Regions from separate parts of the Homo sapiens genome. Here region 1 is linked to region 2. The links are chromatin loops, found by intact Hi-C in ENCODE. Cell type or tissue: CD4-positive, alpha-beta T cell. All regions are shown on one strand. Each heading gives the region's core, and the rest is flanking DNA. Links, peaks and the distances in the headings are about the cores only.

Region 1 (5,377 bases), core at 239-5,238, 400 kb after region 2:
TGCACTCCAGCCTGGGTGACAGAGCGAGACTCTGTCTCAAAAAGAAAAAGAAATGTACAGGTTCAAGGACTGGAAACATAACAAAAGCGTAGGCGCATAAGAGAATGATCTTTCAGGTAGAGCCAGCCATGTGTTTGCATCTTATCTTCTCCTCTGTAAGTCAGGAAGGGTAGCATGTTCCATTCATGCGCAAAGAAATAGTCCAGAACTCCTCTTCTGCCAGACATCCATCCGTCCTGTGGCCTTGGACCTATGGTTTCACTACCAACTCTTACTCTTTCTTTTTTCTGAGACAGAGTCTTACCTTGTCGCCCAGGCTGGAGTGCAGTGGCGTGATCTCGGCTCACGGCAACCTCCTCCTCCCGGGTTCAAGCGATTCTCCTGCCTCAGCCTCCCGAGTAGCTGGGATTACAGGCACCTGCCACCACGCCTGGCTGACTTTTGTATTATTAGTAGAGATGGGGTTTCACTATGTTGGCCGGGCTGGTCTTGAACTCCTGACCTCAGGTGACCCACCCGTCTCAGCCTCCCAAAGTGCTGGGATTATAGGCGTGAGTCATTACGCCTGGCCCAACTGTTACTCTTTCTTTTGCTTAGCGTGGTGATTCTGAAGCTTGACTAGGCATCAGAATAAACTTGAGGGCTTCCTGATGCAGGACATCTGGGGAGAGGCCTGAGAATTTGCGTTTCTCACATTGCTGTCAGCATCACCTGGGAACTGGGGATCACAGAACTGAGAATCGCTGGTAGAACCTCCTAGTACCCACCTTTTTTTTCCTTCTTTAAAACTTTTGTTAAATTATACTTCTTAAAAGCTCTCTCTTTTTTGGCAAAATTAAAATCCTGTAGGACAAAACTATAGTCCCCCGCCCCCCTCCATCTTCTGTCGTTTAGATCATGAGCTCCTCTGATACAAAGGTTGAAATTTTCTCCAGTGGTATGGTGGAAAGAACTTAGGTTTTACAGTCAGATGAATTCTAGGATAAAATCTTGACTCTGTCACTTATTAGCTCTATGACTTTGGACAAATTATTTAACCACTAAGAGGCTCCATTATCTCATCTATGAAATGGAACTAGTGATTTCCAAATCTTGGGAGTTTTGTGAGGGTTGACTGGGGTAATGTGTGTAACCTCCTAGTATGGTGACAGACCGTAATGAAAACAGCCTAATGTTTACAGAGCATTGATTGAGCAGTAGGCCTTCTTTTAAGGTCTTTACATTTATGAACTTCCCTAATTGTGACAACAGCTCATTTTACAGCCTATGAAGAGGGTTCATTACTATCTCCATTTTACAGATGAAGAAAGTACAGCCCAGAGAAGGGACTGGCTCAAGACCAAACAGCTGGCCGAACTGGAATTTGAATTCTGTGATCTGGATCTAGAGCCCATATCCCAGCCACCATGCTTTGCTGTGTTAACAGTATAAGTTTAGCAGTCCGCCTTGCTAGGATGCAGTTACTCTATGATGCCACGTAAAGAGAGGTCCATGACACAGACAGATAAATGCCACATGTTCTCACTCATGTGTGGGAGCTAAAAACAACTGAGCTCATAGAAACAGAAGTAGGGGTGAGGCACTGTGGCTCACGTCTGTAATCCCAGCACTTTGGGAAGCCAAGGCGGGTGGATCACTTGAGGTCAGGAGTTCGAGACCAGCCTGGGCAACATGTGGAGACCCCCATCTCTACAAAAATACAAAAATTAGCCTGGCATTGTGGTGCGCACCAGGGATCCCAGCTACTCTGGAGGCTAAGATGGGAGGATTGCTTGAGCCCAGGAGGTCGAGGCTGCAGTGAGGTATGATCACACCACTGCACTCTAGCCTGGGTAACAGAGGGAGACCCTGTCTGAAAGAAGGAGGCTGGGAAGTGCAGCAGGGAGGGGAGGGCAGGAGTAGGTTGGTTAATGGATGTAAAATTACAACTAGACAGGAGGAATAAGTTCTAGTGTTCTAAAGCACCGTAGGGCGAATATAGTTAACAATTTATTTTATTTGTTCAAAAAGCTAGAAGAGAGGATTTTCAGTGTTCCCAACACAAAGAAATGGTTTTCGAGGTGATGGATATGCTGATTACCCTGATTGGATCCATTACACATAGCATACATGGATAGAAATAGCACTCTGTGCTCTATAAATGTGTACAATTTTTACATGTCAACTGAAAATAAAAGGAAAAAAAGATGTGCAAATATGTTTTGAGATCTTTAAAGCGCCATGTAAATGTGTGGTATGTTTTGCTTGTTAGGAGTACTGCTGTCCCATTATGTATTTGAACAACTCCTCATAAAGTACCTTTGGCTTGGGGAAAAAAAAGAGTTAACAGTGAGTGTCATATTGACCATACTGTGAGCAGGATCTGGTCACGGTGAGGCATGGTGATCATGGAAGACACTCGAAGGCTCTGGTTGGTTTGCTAGCCAAAATAGGTCAGAGTGTGTGTGTGGGGGGGGGTGAGAGTGTGTGTGTGTGTGTGTGAGAGTGTGTGGGGTGTGTGTGGGGGGGTGAGTGTGTGTGAGACAGTGTGTGAGGGGTGTGTGAGTGTGTAGGGTGAGTGTGTGAGAGAGTGTGTGAGAGTGTGTGAGAGTGTGTGGGGGTGTGTGAGAGTGTGTGTGGGTGTTTGTGGGGGGTGTGAGAGTGTGTGGGGGGTGAGTGTGTGTGAGTGTGTGAGGGGTGTGTGTAGGGTGAGTGTGTGATAGTGTGAGAGTGTGTGGGGGTGTGTGAGAGTGTGTGGGGTGAGTGTGTGGGAGGTGAGAGTGTGTGAGAGAGTGTAGGGTGAGTGTGTGTGAGAGTGAGTGTGAGAGTGTGTGGGGTGAGTGTGTGTGAGTGTGTGGGGGTGAGAGAGTGTGTGTGAGAGTGTGTGTGTGAGTGTGTGAGAAAGTGTGTGTGTGAGAGTGTGTGGGGGAGGGTGTGTGTGTGTGAGAGTGAGTGTATGTGAGAGACAGAGGGTGGTGTGTGTTTGTGCCTGTGTGAGTGTGTGTACTGCAGGGTAGATATCCTGATACCTGTTTCATGCCTTCAGGCCCACAGCTGGCTGTGGCCTCGCAGGACCAGGAATGCGTTTGTGTGTAATTATGTCACCCTCTAGCGGTGACTTCCCTACTAGCCCTTTATCCTTGAAAAGCCCACTCGGGTGTCGGTGACCTCTCTTCCCAGTGACAGCCCGGGAGCAGAACTTCGGGGAGATTCTGGCATGGAGGGACAGTGCTGGGAAAAGCGGGGTGTGGCCGGGCATGAAGAGAGTGCCAGGGCCCGGGAAGAGTGAAAAGTACAACTAGGACTAATGAGGAGTGCACCCTGCCGAGCAGAAGGGGAAGCAGGAGCGGGCCAGGCACAGCGTCTGGAGAGGAGGGAAGAGAAGGCGCTCTCAAGGGGAGGCTCTTGCGTGTCAATTTCTGCCAAGTGCCATTTTATGTCTGTGGGGTGGGACGGTTATCGCAGCTAGAGCTCTTTCCAGAATGTCAGCACTGAGGGCCGAAGTGGGCGTGGAGAAGCAGTTTCAATTCTGTTTTCCAAGGGAAGTAGGCACAGGTTTAGAGGCTGCCTGGAGCTGCCTAAATTCCAAACGTTCACCACCGTGGAGTGGACTGCTGACTTGGCTGCTTCTGCCTAGCCTGGGGCTCTGTTCCCTCTGCCAGTAAAGGTCATTTTATCAGGATCCTCAGAGGCTTTCGCATGTTGATAAATATTTCAAAAGACAAGGGGGAATCAAGATCAGTCTTACTGAGAGCGGATTTGGAACTCCGCGTTCGGCGGGACGCTGCCGCCCGAGGCCTGACTGAGCCACAGTGCGAAGGGTGCTCCCTTTTTGAAAAGGTGCTGGCGCCAGGCCAGGCTTTGCTGGAAAGTCCTATCTGGATGAGTCAGAGCATTTACATTTCTTACATAATGTCAGACCCAGAGGAGCTTTAGGGATCAGCCCAGCTACAGAGTTCACAGCCAGGTCCCCTTTTCTGCCAAGAGGATAGGGTTAAAGGTTTTAAAAAAAACAAGCAGAGTCTCAAGGGGCAGAAAAGCGAAGGCTCAGAGTTAATGCTGATTAACTCTTCACACCCCAGAAAAGATGGTTCTGAGGTAAAACCACACCTTTATGTCACATGATGCCACTGCCTTCCTGAATCCAGTCATTCCTAAAGAGGTCAGTAACACCAAGCACTGACCTTCCCGCCTTGTGTGCAGGAAATTAAAGAGGCATGAAAACCCTGTCCACATTTTCTCTAAAGTTGGAACAGCTTGCCTGGGGCTTCAGACTGAGCTTCAATCTCAAGCTTCAGTGAGATTCTTTGTTGTTTATTTTTTATTTTTAAACTATTTGGCCAGGCGCGGTGGCTCACGCCTGTAATCCCAGCACTTTGGGAGGCCGAGGTAGGCAGATCACTTGAGGTCAGGAGTTTGAGATCAGCCTGGCCAACATGGTGAAACCTCATCTCTACTAAAAATACAAAAATTAGCCAGTGTGATGGTGTACGCCTGTAATCCCACCTGCTCAGGAGGCTGAAGCAGGAGAATCGCATGAACCTGGGAGACGGAGGTTGCAGTCAGCTGAGATCGAGCAACTGCACTCCAGCCTGGGCGACAGAGCAAGACTCCGTCTCAAAATAAACAAACAAACTAACTAACTAACTAACTAACTTACTATTGAAGGCCAAAGAGTTCAAGTAACTAACATAAGAAATCAGTGGCTACTGTTGTAACCATCAAGAATTCTTTAATGGGCCAGGTGCAGTGGCTCAGGCCTGTAATCCCAACACTTTGGGAGGCCAAGGCAGGTGGATTACGAGGTCAGGAGTTCGGGATCAGCCTGGCCAACATGGTGAAACCCTGTCTCTACTAAAAATACAAAAATTAGCTGGGTCTGGTGGAGCACACCTGTAATCCTAGCTACTCAGGAGGCTGAGGCAGAATTGCTTGAACTGGGGAGGCGGAGGTTGCAGTGAACTGAGATCACGCAACTGCACTCCAGCCTGGGTGACAGAGCAAGACTCTGTCTCAGAAAAAAAAAGAAAGAAAGAAAAAAAAAAGAATTCCTTAATTTCCTTAATTTAACTGGTTCAGGGAACCTAAATGAGAGTTGTCACATAATAGCAAATCTTAGTGACCAGATGACACTCAAAGCAGGTGTAAATATTTAACAAAAGCACTGTGTAGACATTTAATGACAATGGTTGCTTTTTGTTTGCTTGCTTTTTATTTGTTTACAAATGAAAATAAAGCAGAGAATGAGAAGTCACTTTCTCAGGGTCACGGGAACAATTCAGGTTGAACGCATCTCTCCTCCGACATGCCGAGCGTCTTTGAGTCTCCTCACCCAGGCGCACACTCAGGATTGCAGTCATCTGCTATTGTTGCCTTTATTTATTTTGAGACGGAGTCT
Region 2 (5,377 bases), core at 176-5,175:
AAGTATAAAGATTAGGATTACATATAATTCGATGTACAGATTTTTTCTCCTGAAGTTATTTCCCAAGAGTTACAGTTTAGCCGGACGTGGTGGCTCATGCTTGTAATCCTAGCACTTTGGGAGGTGAAAGTGGGTGGATTGCTTGAGTCCAGGAGTTCGAGACCAGCTTAGGCAAGTGGCGAAACCTCGTCTCTACAAAAAATACAAATATTAGCCAGTTGTGGTGGTGTTTGTCTATAGTCCCAGCTATTTGGGAGGCTGAGGTGGGAGGATCACTTGAGTCTGGGAAGTAGAGTTTGCAGTGAGCCAAGATTGCGCCACTGCACTCTAGCCTAGGTGACAGGTGAAACCCTGTCTCAAAAAGGAAAAAAAAAGAGTTGTAATTTGATGCTAAAGTGAAATATGATTCATGAATAATAAAGTAGGTAAAAATTAAATTAATAATTAAAGTTGCTCTCTGGCAGGAATGCATTCCATTTTTTCCCATGGATTTACCCGTGTGTTATGTAAAAACTTGCATACAAAGAAGACTCAGTTAATGTCCTTGTTCATCTAAAATTATTTTGACTTCCTGTGTCACAACCAATGAGATAGAAGGATCATTGGGAACAATCATTTAGAGATCGGCTTCTTTCTGCCTTTGAACATTGTCTGCATTTTACACAGCGTTATAGATGCTAAACGTTCATGGAGTTTTATAGACTCCTAAGGAAGCATCATAAAACAGATAAATTATGCCCAGGTGAGATGTCAGCAGACCTACATTCTTACTCTTTTTGAGACGGAGTCTTGCTCTGTTGCCCAGGCTGGAGTGCAGTGGCACAATCTCGGCTCACTGCAGCCTCCACCTCCCTGGTTCAACCGATTCTTGTGCCTCAGCCTCCTGAGTACCTGGGACTACAGGCGTGTGCCACCACGCCTGGCTAATTTTTGTATTTTTAGTAGAGATGGGGTTTCACCGTGTTGGCTAGGCTGGTCTCAAACTCCTGACCTCAGGTGATCTGCTTGCCTCGGCCTCCCAAAGTGCTGGGATTACAGGCGTGAGCCACTGCGCCTGCCCGGCTGCTACATTCTTATTCTGTATCTGCCACTCAGGCACCATGTGATTGCCAGCAAGTCGTTTTGTTTCTGTTTTTCATCTCTTCATGTTACAAGGTAACAAATCTTGTCCTTCTTATCTGTTTTTATTCTCACAATGACTTTTTAAAACTTGTAAGTACTGAATTATACTTTTGCAAGACATCACTAAGTCTTAGAAAACATTAAAGTATAAATGGAAATGGTGCTTGCATTCAAGAAATAGATATTTTGTTTCAGATTCTTAAGGTACAATTTAGACCATGAAGCTAATCCAGATGATACTGGTCGTTAGAAGCCCTAACTATTTGGAGGATCATACTAATTACAGTGAAACTGATTACTTTTTGAAAAGAGAAAAACTGCTTGTTGTTGTAAAAGACAGTAATGAACTGTAAGGGCTACATGCTGTGCAGGAATATTAAGCATGACTGCTTTATATCTCCTACTGCTAAGCAGCATTGGAACTGAATTGATGTAAACAAGCCTGTGTATTCTTGTTCATTATTGCTTTTAGATTGCACCATTTGAGGATTGTGGTAGATTTGGAGTGAGAAGTACTAGTTGTTATTAGGAGAAAATTATGTTTTAACATTTGAGAAAATTATTTCAAGTACATTAAAGTTCTGTATTCTACAGAAGCTGTGTTTTTCTGCTTTTGCTTTTAGATAACTTGGATTCTCTTAATGGAATGGGGTGGTTAAGGCGTAGTTAGTTATAAGGTGGGTGTCTATAAAACTAAGCAGACTAAAATTGTGCAGTTACTTAAAGCCAACTCTGACTACTTAAATGAGAATGAGATGGCTAACCTTCTCTATTTTTCTTAGTGTTTAAGAAATTGTTTTTTTTTTCCTGCCCCAGGAAATGGTAAATTTTAGACAACTTTTTTTTTTTTGAGAAACTTTCATTAAAATACAATGGTGTAATCTAATAAGAAAGTAAATTTGTTGAGAGTTGAAAATCTGAAATAATTCTTTTTTAGTGACTGTATAGAATTTGTGACTCCTTCCCTTCTCTAATCCTGCATTTTATGATGTCCATGAATAATATTTCTGAATATTGTCCTTATTAATTCTTTCTAACTTTCTTTTTCACATTTTCTTCCTGGATTTCCTGTTTCCTTCAGTCTCACCTCAAGGTCAGTATGCTTGCACTAAAACAAAGATGATGTGATTGAGCGTTGTTTGCGAATATTGTCTTGAATTCTTACAGGGAACTGAACATATTTCAGGAGAGGGATATCTAGAAATCTAGCTGTGAGGATAAAATGTCAAGGGTATTGGGTTTATCAGAAGAGTGTGTTCAGATTTTTGTGCTTTGAAAAGGTAGTGTGAGTAGTCAGAGAGCAAGAACCAGATGGCCAGGTTTTGACTGAGAGAGAAGTGGAGATGAAAAGAGCATTACGAGGAAAGAGGAGGGGAAAAAGAATTGTGTTAATGTAATTGAACATTCAGTGGAGACATTCTGGCTATTAAACGGGGTAAAGTGCCGCAAAAATGATGGAGGGAAAGTCACAACTGCCTATAGCTTTATAGAAGAAACCTTGAATTATTTACTGAGACGAACTTTCAGACACACACACACCCACATCCTTTAAATTTTGGTTTCATTTTGTGACTCTGCTGGGTGGTAGAACTAGTGATAACAAAAACAGCAACGATTACTGCTATTTATATGTGCCAGAGGCACTGTAGCGGAACATATTTTGTTTCAGTTGATCTTAGCAACTATGAAGAGAGATTTATTATTTTGATTTTTTAGTTGAAAAAGCACAAGTGCAGAGACCATTAAGTAACTTGCCCATCTTCATTAGTAAGTAAATAGTGAGAGAAGCGGCACAAAACAAAAATCTGCATTTAAAAAGTTACTTATTTTGCATATGAGCCATGACAATATAAAGTGTGAGGATTTCTGATAGGATTCAGAAATGAGCCTGTTAATATCATATGTGTTTTACCTAGCAGCTGCCTAATAATAATAGCGATTATATATATGTGTGTGTGTGTATATATATATATATATCTGTGTGTGTGTGTGTGTATATATATATATATAGATATATATTTGCTGTTTATAAAAGCACCTCTTTGACTCAACAGCTAGCATATGGGTTACACTGGGATAAGTGTTAAAAGAGTTAGCCCGCCAAAAAAGAAAATAAATTGAAAAAAATTTATGCCCCCTGCCCATTTTGAGTAAGCTGTATTCATTACAGAAGGAATCTTAAAGTGTTTGTAATAAAAATAGCAAACACAAATACTGCATTTAAAAAATAGATTTTCCCGTTTCTAATCTAAACATTTTCTCCACATATTGTAGTAGAACAGTATGGGTACCACTTAAGTAATTCCAATTAGGTGGCAAAATCTGAAAGCAGTTGAGTTTTAGTATAAAAATTTCATGAAGTGTTTTGCCTTGTGTTTAGAGAACTTTCATCTCTAACTTAAGCTTCAAGCTGACTCATTTTAGTGGGAAGTTTTATCATTTGTCCCATAGTTAGTCCTTTGCACGACTGGTTTTGCTCTCAGTCTCTCTAAATGAAACCCTGGGAAAAGCTTCAGAAGAATTTGACCGTGAAGCCATTGGTATATACATAATTCACTGAGTTACAGGTTATATTAATTGTAATATTGTTAGCTGGTTTATTTTAGTTAACTTTTACCCAGCAGCAAATGCCATTAAATCATACTTATTTCTAAATAAGTTTATTTTCCAAGGAATACAAAATAAAATAGTCATTGTTTTTTCAGTGGCAAAGATCATCTTAGCTGTAGTATGCAAAAGTTTAAAGTCTCTCTTCATTCCAGATTATGATTTAGTGCAGTATTTTTTTTCTAGATAGAAACATTTTACCATTTTAATTGTGGTTTTGCCAAGTCCAGTTGAATAGGTCATAAAGAGAGTATAATTTATTACTGCTTTGATACTGGATTGTTTGGGTGACTTCATTATATGACCTTGGGCAAGATACTTAACCTTTCCATGTTTATTTTAACCACTTGTTTTGTGTTAATAGTGATGCTTAGCTGTAGTATTTGTATTTTAGTGTCTCCACTAAACATTTCTATTTTGCAGAGGTTTATTTTTATTCCTCTCTTCTCCCTTGTCTTCTTCCCCTGCCCTGCTCTCCTCTGTCTTCCTTTGCATTCAGTACAGAGTAGTGAGATTTTATTTAGAGTGATACTGACTGAAGACTCACATTTTCTATCTTCAGACATACACATCTTTTTATTTCCTGTTCAATGACATTAGCACCAGAGAGTGAATACAAAGAAATTATTCCATGTATAGATGAAAATATATGATTTGGTTCAGAATTCTTCTTTTGGCTAACGGTCATTCAGAGATGAGAGCTATAAATGTCATCTCTATTCTCATTAACACTTAGGTCTAAAATTGAGCTCAATATTATTAATATCTATGTTTTAATTATCAGTTACCACTGTAGACTTGTTTTTAAAACAAATGTTTAGAATATGTGTGATAGTTCCTAACAACTTCATTAACCCATTTATACCAGAGGTTGCACATTTTTTGTGTGTGAAGAATCAGAGCTTCGTGATGACCTTGAGCAGTAGGATATAAATAACTACCACAAGCTTAGCATTCCAGTAATAGAACACTAGGCATAAAAGGGTTAAGACCAGAGTCCCTATGTTGTTAAAAGTTAAAATACTTTTATACTTTGCCCCCCAAAAAATCCCATTGTTATAGTCTCTTTTATATAGTTTGATGGAAACATTTCACATTAATTTCTAAAATCTAATTCAAATAGTTATTTCTCTGATTACACACTTTAAAAAGATTTTTTACATTATTGTCTGATTTCATTAAGAAAAGGCACTATACTAGTTGCTAAAACCTCATCATAAGATATATCACTCACAAAAATAGATGTAATTGTATTTTTGAAAGGGTTAGTTTCTTATTTTTTTAGCTAAAGCTTTTTTTTATAGGCCCTAGAAAATTTCTGACCCCATAAAATCTATTTACAAGGAGTTTGACTTATGGGCAAGAGTTTATAACCCAGGAGAATGATCGTTATTATTTGCATTTTTAGCTTCCACTTTTCATTCCTTTCGCTTTTTTAAGCAACTCTATTGTTCAAGAGCGTATTTCTTATTATTTTTCTTTCAAATAATAGTGCCTAGTGTTTTTGTAATAGTCTGCACAAGCAAGTGTAACATCTTCTCTGTTAAATAACATCTGCTGGTGTAGTAGTGTACTCTTTTGAATAACTCATTGGTGGGAAAAAAAATACGTGAATGCAGACTTGTGCTGATCTTCCTAACTCTTCTAC

Evidence for each region. A loop is a pair of places that touch in the nucleus more often than their neighbours do. Peaks named below come from ENCODE experiments on the same cell type or tissue, not always from the same donor. Only the 100,000 strongest peaks of a DNase experiment are listed, where the experiment ranks them.
Region 1: a loop joins it to region 2, with 2.2 times the contacts of the local background. A loop is called at or near these places in 9 of 110 quality-filtered maps.

What each region holds. Positions count from the first base shown.
Region 1 is chr12:1,602,320-1,607,696 of GRCh38, forward strand. No RefSeq gene overlaps it. Among named protein-coding and RNA genes, the nearest start is that of FBXL14, 10 kb to the left of the region's middle. RefSeq lists enhancers at 3,012-3,533, 3,124-3,183, 3,304-3,383, 3,534-4,053. In CD4-positive, alpha-beta T cell, for the core only: CTCF peaks have their summits at 3,067 (motif pointing left) and 3,270; DNase peaks (open chromatin) are centred at 3,072 and 3,832; H3K4me3 peaks cover 762 bases; H3K27ac peaks cover 79 bases.
Region 2 is chr12:1,202,298-1,207,674 of GRCh38, forward strand. The region is part of intron 12 of ERC1 (ELKS/RAB6-interacting/CAST family member 1); the gene reads left to right. Among named protein-coding and RNA genes, the nearest start is that of ERC1, 210 kb to the left of the region's middle. In CD4-positive, alpha-beta T cell, for the core only: no CTCF peak of the experiment used is centred there; a DNase peak (open chromatin) is centred at 2,684; H3K4me3 peaks cover 1,098 bases; H3K27ac peaks cover 1,417 bases.